Regions from separate parts of the Homo sapiens genome. Here region 1 is linked to region 2. A link is an interaction called in ENCODE POLR2A ChIA-PET data of the cell type or tissue named here. Cell type or tissue: B cell. All regions are shown on one strand. Each heading gives the region's core, and the rest is flanking DNA. Links, peaks and the distances in the headings are about the cores only.

Region 1 (4,378 bases), core at 288-4,287, 130 kb before region 2:
AACATACTAAGACTTCATCTCTACAAAAAAATTTAAAAATTAGCCAGGTGTGGTGTTATGCCCCTATAGTCCCAGCTACTCAAGAGACTGAGGCGGGAGGATCACTTGAGCCTGGGAGGCCGAGGCTGCAGTGAGCCATGATCGCACCCCTGCTCTCCAGCCTGGGTGACAAGAGAGAAACTCCGTCTCAAAAAAAAAAAAAAAAAAAAAAGTTGATCCTATTCACTCATTTTACTAAGGCAGAGCCTGAGGACAGGAGAGAGAATCCACAAGAGGCAAACAGACTCTTACAGAGGGGCACACATGTCATTAAACTGTAATAACACTCCTCACCTGCCTCTGTGACCTTATTAATCCCCACTTCCTTTAGTCCTAATTTACAGATGAGAAAACTGAAGCTCAAAAGAAATGCTTCGTATCGAAGCAGGCGCAAAGGTTTCCATGCTCCCACACAAACATCCATGCACAAATAGTCCCCATGCAAGTCCAGATGAGAAAGCCAAGGCCTGGGGAGGGGAATGGATCTCTTTTGCACAAGGCAGGGATGCGGACATCCCAGAGAGCTTCAGTCACACACAGAGAATCAAGGCAGGCAAACATAGACAGGAAGTCGCTGGCTCACCCATGCTGGAGGTGGGGAGCCCAAATACAGGGAGACAGGGTTACACATGCTCTGAGGGGGAGGCCAACCCCATCCGCCCAGCTTGCCCGGCAGCAGGACTGAAGTATGGAAACTTGCAGTGGCCCGGCCAGGAGGGGGTGGCCAGGGGATTCCAGCCACCTTCACCCCGTATCCCAGGTCCTGCACCCAGCTGGGGAGCCCCCAGCTTCCCCCTCCCCAGAGGCCTCCAGGAAAAGTTCGGAGAACTCCCTGCAAGGAGTGGTGCGCCTTTTTAGACCGGGAAAGTGGCCGCCAGGGCGACCCCCTCCGGGTCAGGCCCAGCCCAGCGCCCCCAAAGGTCCAGTGCAGTCCACTCACTCTGCGCCCTGGTCGTGCGCCACCCGCAGTCGCGCTGCCTTGAACCGAGTGAGCGGACGCCGCTCCGGGGGCGGGGCTGGAGCTGGCAGGCGAGGGGGCGGGCCAGCGACGCAAAGGGCCGGCGGTCGCCAGCAGTTGCCCCCTCCCCTTGGGTCCCGGGCACTCAGCCCATGGCTGCCAGCCTGTGCCACTCGCCGCGGCACCGGAGCGCGCCCCGGCGGCGACTGGCACAGGCGAGCCCTCAGCTGCCCCCTCCGGGCCTGGGCTGTCCTCCCAGGGACGCTCCATCGCGGTGGGAGGACTCGGAGAGGCGGGAAAGGGAGGGTTCTGCAGCAGGGCGGTCGCAGCCTGAGCCTCTTCTCCCCAGCGGAGGGGTCTCCTCTGTCCTGGGTGTCCGGGCACTGCGCCCTCCCATTGCCCACCCACCTGTGAACTGAGCTTCCTGGGCTGCACCCCAAGGACGCCCCGTCGATGATTCGGAGGGGTCTTCAGTGGGTTGCTTAGCAGGAGTCTTCAGTGGGGGCCACCTTAGCCTGAGTCCTCTCCCACCAGCAGATAGGTTCCCGCTGCTCCCGGGCACAGGCCCCTCCCAATTTCCCGCTCCCGCCCCCGGCTCAGGGCGAGTGGGGGTGGGGCGGGCCCGGGCAGGATTGTGATGGGAACTTGCCGCTCCTCAGATAAGGAGGGTCTCTCCTGTCCCACCCCCTGGATTCCGTGTTCCCCCGACCGATTCTCTCCCACCCTTATCGCTGACGACAAAGTGATTTACTCATTAATGGTGTTTCTGGGCTGTGTCCTTAGCAGACAGTAAACCCCAGCAATGTAAGAATTTCTTTTTTTTTTTTTTTTTTGAGACAAGATCTTGCTCTGTGGCCCAGAGTGGAGTGCAGTGGCAACATCATAAGTCACTGCAGTCTCGACCTCCGCGGCTCAAGCCATCCTCCCATCTCAGCCGGCTGAACGTAGCTGCTGGGACTCCAGTCGCTTGCAACCATGCCCAGATAATGAATGAGTGTCTCCCTCACTTCCTCTGTATCTCTCTCAGGAGGATCTCAGAGTCTCTCGCCTGCGTGTCTCTTTGTCTCTGCGTGTCTCTTTGCCTCTGCGTGTCTCTTTGTTGCTGTCTGTGATGCTCTCCCACGCCTCTCCCAGGCCACTGCTCCTCCAACGACCAGTCCCGCTGGCCCCGAAACGCCCCCACCCCGACTTCCCAGGAACTTCCAGACGGTCCCAGCTCTTCCACCCTCAGATTCAGGAAGGGAGGCTGGGTCCCGCTGCTGCGACCTTCTCCAGGACCGTGCCCTTTGCCCCTGATGCTTCAGGCCCTGCTGGCCGCGGGTGGGGTGAGGGCGCCCCAGGAGAGATGAGCCAGAGGCTGAGAATAAGTGTGGATCCGGGATACCCTCGTGGGAGGAAACTCAGGGGGCACTCAGGCCGGGTCAGGCCCCCATGTAGCCCCTTGGGGATCCCAGCCCTCCTGCCCCCGCTGTTCCCTCGGTGGGCAGAACCTTTCCTGCCTGCTCTGCTCAAAGACACAGCCAATGGGACCCGCAGGGTGGGACGGTGTTAACCCTTCAGTGCCAGGTTCCCCAGTCCTGTGGACCAAGCCAACTCCAATGGTGCCCACTGGGATGACCCCTGAAGATCTCCCAGCATGGCTGTGGCTGGCACCCAGTAGGTGCTCAATAAATGACCTCCTTCTGTAAAGGGGAAGCCGCGCCCCAGGGTGGGGAGGTGGCTGCTTCACACCTCCCAGGCGCCAATCTCACTTCTCTCGAAAATGGGGCTCTTCCGGCTGCGGGTCCCGGGCTCAGCAACCTGCCTCTCCAGCTGCCTCCCTGAACTTCTTTCCCACGAATTGGGACCCTGGGGACTCAGGCTCCAGGATCTCGACAGATGTTGGGAGTCCCATCCCTAGCTGCCACTCCACACTCCTGGCCACAGTTCTTAAAACTCAGATCACATTTCTTTTCTGCTCCAAACCCTCCCGTGGCTCCCTGTGTTTCTCAGAGTAAGTGATCAAGTCCTCAGTGAGGACCCCGCAAGGACAAGGCCATATGCCGTCCTGATTTGTCTCTTTCTGTTACTTCTGTGCCTCTCTCTGCTCCACTCTGCTTCTGCCTCCCGGGCTCCTCCGAGTTCCACACACACTTCAAGACTTTTGAACTTGGGGGCCAGGTGGCCTGGAGCACCCTTCTCCCCACCCCTTCCCAGCTGGTCAGCTGGTCACCTCCTCAGAGAGACCTTCCCTGATCTGTCCCTCATCTCAAATGGCAGTTGGCATTATCTGAAATCACCTTGCTTTTGCTTTTTTTTTTTTTTTGTAATCTCCCTTTATTGCCCAGGCTGGAGTGCAGTGGTGCGATTTGGGCTCACTGCAAACTTCGCCTCTGCAACCTCCGCCTCCTGGCTTCAAGCAATTCTCCTGCCTCAGCCTCCAGAGTAGCTGGGATTACAGGAATGCACCACCCCGCCCAGCTAATTTTTGTATTTTTAGTAGAGGCGGGGTTTCACCATGTTGGCCAGGCTGGTCTCCAACTCCTGACTTCAGATGAATCGCCCGCCTCCCCCTCCCAAAGTGCTGGGATTACAGGCGTGAGCCACCGTGCCCGGCCACCTTGTTCATTTCATTTATTTATTCATCTTTCCTAATGTGTATCTCTGACCTAGAGCCTCAGCTCCAGGAAGGCAGGTCTGTCCCTCTGCCCAGATTCCTAAAGGTTAAGGGCTCACAGTTTTTTGATTTTTCTTTCTTTTGTGAGACAGCGCCTCACTCTGTCATCCAGGCTGGGGCACAGTGCCGTGATCACAGCTCCCTGCAGCCTCGACTTTCCAGGCTTCAAGCAATCCTCTGCCCAACCTCCAGAGTAGCTGGGACCGTAGGTGCCAGCCACTGCACCTGGCTACTTTTTAAAATTTTTTGTAGAGACAGGGTCTCGCCAGGTTACCTAAGCTGGCCTTGAACTCCTGGACTCAAGCAATTCTTCTGCCTCAGCCTCCCAAAGTGCTGGGATTACAGGAGTGAGACAGGACTCAAGGTCTTGAGGCAGGCAAGTGATACCCACTGTGAGCCTCAGTGGACTTATCTGTAAAATTGAGATAATAGCCAGGTGCAGTGGCTCATGCCTGTAATCCCAGCACTTTGAGAGGCCGAGGTGGGCAGATCACCTGAAGTCAGGAGTTCAAGACCAGACTGGCCAACATGGTGAAACCCCATCTCCACTAAAAATATAAAACTTAGCCGGGCGTGGTGGCGCGCACCTGTAGTCCCAGCTACTCCGGAGGCTGAGGCAGGAGAATCACCTGAACCTGGCAGGCGGAAGTTGTAGTGAGTCAAGATCGCGCCACTACACTCCAGCCTGAGCAATGCAGTGAGACTCCATCTCAAAAAAAAAATAA
Region 2 (4,378 bases), core at 131-4,130:
AAAGGAATGACGGCTCTCAGGAGCGACCCTACTTCATGTCGCCCGAGCTGAGAGACATCCTGTTGAAGGGGAGTGCGGAGGAGGGGAAGCGGGCAGAAGCCGAGGAGTAGAGAGTGAGGGAGACTGGCGTGGGGGCCAGGTTTCCTCCATGTAGACTGGGGGTGCATGAAGCGGGGGGGTTCCTGGCCTGCGAGTGTGGGGATCCTGTGTGTCCCTCGGAGCCCACTACAGTCTGCCCCTCTCTGGTCCCAGTGTGTCTGCTTTCTAACCCTCTGAGGCTTCTCTGTGACCCTCATCCACCTACCCTGTCCTTGAGGCCCCTGCCCGTGGGCTCCCCTCATGCCTCCTGCTCTGGGACCTCTCTCCACAGTGGAGGACCTGGAGAGGAATGACGGCTCGGCCGAGAGGCCTTACTTCATGTCTTCCACCCTCAAGAAACTCTTGAACAAGACCAACAAGAAGGCAGCGGAGTCCTGAAGGCCCCGTGCTCCCCACCTCTCAAGGAGTCTCATGCCGCAGGGTGCTCAGTAGCTGGGTCTGTTCCCCCAGCCCCTTGGGCTCACCTGAAGTCCTATCACTGCCGCTCTGCCCCTCCCCATGAGCCAGATCCCACCAGTTTCTGGACGTGGAGAGTCTGGGGCATCTCCTTCTTATGCCAAGGGGCGCTTGGAGTTTTCATGGCTGCCCCTCCAGACTGCGAGAAACAAGTAAAAACCCATTGGGGCCTCTTGATGTCTGGGATGGCACGTGGCCCGACCTCCACAAGCTCCCTCATGCTTCCTGTCCCCCGCTTACACGACAACGGGCCAGACCACAGGAAGGACGGTGTTTGTGTCTGAGGGAGCTGCTGGCCACAGTGAACACCCACGTTTATTCCTGCCTGCTCCGGCCAGGACTGAACCCCTTCTCCACACCTGAACAGTTGGCTCAAGGGCCACCAGAAGCATTTCTTTATTATTATTATTTTTTAACCTGGACATGCATTAAAGGGTCTATTAGCTTTCTTTCCGTCTGTCTCAACAGCTGAGATGGGGCCGCCAAGGAGTGCCTTCCTTTTGCTCCCTCCTAGCTGGGAGTGACGGGTGGGAGTGTGTGTGCCCAGGTGGGGGTGTCTCCTGGCTGGGAAGGAGGGAAAGGGAGGGAGAGTTTTGCGGGGGTTGGCAGTGGAGAGCAGGCTGGAGAGGAGATGGCTAATAGCTGTTTAATGGAAACCTGCTGGGCTGGAGGGAGTTAGGCTGAATTTCCCGACTTCCTCTGCCAGTTATTGACACAGCTCTCTTTGTAAGAGAGGAAAGAAACTAAACCCACCCAAGGGATGATGTCAGGGGGAGAGGTGGAGGGCAGATGTCCTGGGCAAACCGGGCCCCTCTGCCCACACACCTCACTTGATCCTTTTGCCAAACTTGTCAAACTCAGGGGAACTGGCTTCCCAGTTGCCCCTTTGCCATATTCCAAGTCCCCCTCAGACTTCATGTCTCTGCTCATCAGCACTGTCCCAGGATCCTGGAGAGGGAGAACTCCTGGCCCCAGGGGAAAGAGGGGGGGGTCTCCCGTTTCCTGTGCCTGCACCAGCCCTGCCCCCATTGCGTCTGCACACCCCTGCGTGTAACTGCATTCCAACCACTAATAAAGTGCCTATTGTACAGGTCCAGGCCTGGTGTGTTTGTTGGGGGCAGTGAGCCAGTGGCGGCTGGTAGGGGGAACCCCAGCTTCCAAGGCCCTAGGAGTCTCTGAACTAGGGCGATTCTCTCAAAGGGAACGAGGAGGGGGCAGGAAACCCACTGGCTGCTGGCTCTGCCTGAATTCCAACCTTCAGGCAGCTCAGATTTCCCGATTAGGCTCTAATCCCTGGACTCCAGAAGGCAGAGGCAGCCTGTCCACCTCCGCCATCACCCATCCTGGACACACGCCCCCAGGCCTCCCCTCTCTCAGGGCCCAGGCACCTGAGGTCCTGCAGTCACTATGCTCCCCAGCTACTTTGGATCTGCGAAGGGACTGACTGCCCTTGGGGTGGGCCCCACTGCCTGGAAGCTCGCTGCTGCCCCCTCGTGCCAGCTGCCAGTGTCAGTCACCTCCAGGCAATCCGCCCCAACATTTCAATTCTTTCCACCTCCTCTCAGGGAATTTTTCTTCAATATCCACTTTTTTTTTTTTTTTTTTTTTTCAGACAGTCTTGCCCTGTCACCCAGGGTGGAGGGCAGTGGTGCGATCTCGGCTCACTGCAACCTCCACCTCCCGGGTTCCAGCGATTCTTCTGCCTCAGCCTCCCGAGTAGTTGGGATTACAGGTGCCTGCCACCACGCCTGGCTAATTTTTTGTGTTTTTAGTAGAGACCAGGTTTCGCCATGTTGGGCAGGCTGGTCTCAAATTCCTCACTTCAGGTGATCCGCTGGCCTCGGCCTCCCAAAGTGCTGGGATTACAGGCGTGAGCCACCTGGCCCAGCCTTTTTTTTTTTTTTTTTTTTTTGAGACAGGATCTCACTCTGGCTGAAGCTAAAGTGCAGTGGTGCAATCATGGCTCACCACAGCCTCAGGTGATCCTCCCATCTTAGCCTCCCGAGTAGCTGGGACTACAGGTACACACCACCACACCTGACTAATTTTTGTATTTTTTGTAGAGATTGATTTTTACCATATTGCCCATGCTGGTTTTTTTTGTTTGTTTGTTTGTTTTTTGAGACAGAGTCTCCCTTTGTGGCCCAGGCCACAGTGCATAGTGCCACAGTGCAGTGGCACAGTCTCAGCTCACTAAACCTCCTGGATTCAAGTGATTCTCGTGCCTCAGCCTCCTGAGTAGCTGGGATTACAGGCGCGTACCACCACATCCAGCTAATTTTTGTAGTTTTAGTAGAGACGGGGTTTCACCATGTTGGCTAGCCTGGTCTCAAACTCCTGACCTCATGTGATCCACCTGCCTCGGCCTCCCAAAGTGCTGGGATTACAGGCATGAGCCACCAAGCCTGGCCAGCATTTTTGTTTGTTTGTTTCCAAGAAGGCATTTGAACCCAGGTCTTGGCTCCAGAGTCCTCAAGTTCTACCCTATGCTGGCACTGACCCCTTCCTCGATGCCTTTGTTTCCCTGGATCCTTTGAATCTGGCATTTTATTCAGCCCCAGCTCCTGTTACCATGCCCACCTAAAAAATAGCTCCTGGCGGCCGGGTGCGGTGGCTCATGCCTGTAATCCCAGCACTTTGGGAGGCTGAGGCGGGTGAATCATGAGGTCAGGAGTTTGAGACCAGCCTGGCCAACATGGTGAAAACCTGCTGCTACTAAAAATACAAAAATTAGCCAGGCATGGTGGCACATGCCTGTAATCCCAGCTACTCGGGAGGCTGAGGCAGGAGAATCGCTTGAACCCAGGAGGCAGAGGTTGTGGTGAACCAAGATGACACCATTGCACTCCAGCCTGGGCAACAGAGCAAAACTCTGTCTCAGAAAAAAAAAGAAAGAAAGAAAAAGATTTGTGGTACGATACATATAGCATAAAATTTGCCATCTCCATCTCTTTCTTATTTATTAAGCCACTGGGTCTCACTATGTTACCTGGGCTGGCCTTGAGCTCCCGGACTGAAGGGATCATCCCGCCTCAGCCTCCCAAGTAGCTGGGATGACAGGCACTCGCCACTGTGCCTGGTTTATGTTTAATTTTTTGAGGAACCACCATAGTGTTTTCTGGCTTCATGCTTTGGCTCCACTTCTGGGTTGGCTTCACTCTCTGCCAAGTTCCTTTATCTGGGTATATTCCCTGCCTCCAACCACACTGTGCTGTGATAGTTAATTTTAGGTGTGAACTTGGCTGGATTAGAAAATACTCAGATTTGAGCTGTGATGTGGTAAAAATAAGACAAAGAAAAAAAAAAAAACAGTGGCTGGGCTCCGTGGCTCACGCCTGCAATCAGCACTTTGGGAGGCCGAGGTGGGCAGATCGCTTGAGCTTGAATTCGAGACCAGCCTGGGCAACATGTGGAAAGCTTGTCTCAACAAAAACTATGAAAATTAGCAGGGTGTGGTGGTCATGCACATGTTGTCCCAGCTACTCAGTAGGATGAAGTGAGAAGGTCACTTTAGCTCAGGGGGTGGAGGGTGCAGTGAGCTGAGATCACACTACTGTGCTCCAGCCTGAGCGACAGAGCAACACGTCTGATAAAGCATTATTTCTGGGTGAGCGCCATCCAACTTGCTGGGGCTCCGACAGAACAGAAAAAGGAGAGAAAGCATTTTCCTCCTCAGAACTGGGACACTCTTCTCCTCCTGTCTTGACACTCCAAGACTTATACCAGTGATCCCTGGTTCTCAGGCCTTCGGCCTTGGACTGGGAATTACACCATTGGTGTCCCTGGCTCTGAAGCTTTAGGATTCAGACTGAGCCTCGCTACT

The links. ChIA-PET counts read pairs that join two places held together with the same protein. Peaks named below come from ENCODE experiments on the same cell type or tissue, not always from the same donor. Only the 100,000 strongest peaks of a DNase experiment are listed, where the experiment ranks them.
Region 1: POLR2A ChIA-PET joins it to region 2 with 14 read pairs; 11 of 35 experiments call an interaction of 5 or more read pairs at or near these places.

The regions. Positions count from the first base shown.
Region 1 is chr19:10,516,419-10,520,796 of GRCh38, forward strand. S1PR5 (sphingosine-1-phosphate receptor 5) reads right to left here and starts at 1,029. Exons shown (of 2, transcript NM_030760.5): 1 at 980-1,029. RefSeq lists an enhancer at 2,374-2,936. In B cell, for the core only: no CTCF peak of the experiment used is centred there; DNase peaks (open chromatin) are centred at 1,318, 1,903 and 2,653; H3K4me3 peaks cover 1,016 bases; H3K27me3 peaks cover 3,652 bases.
Region 2 is chr19:10,642,909-10,647,286 of GRCh38, forward strand. It overlaps SLC44A2 (solute carrier family 44 member 2 (CTL2 blood group)), which reads left to right. Exons shown (of 22, transcript NM_020428.4): 22 at 371-1,649. The coding sequence ends at 477. Among named protein-coding and RNA genes, the nearest start is that of ILF3-DT, 8.8 kb to the right of the region's middle. In B cell, for the core only: CTCF peaks have their summits at 2,052 (motif pointing left) and 2,258; DNase peaks (open chromatin) are centred at 252, 753 and 2,023; H3K27ac peaks cover 1,861 bases.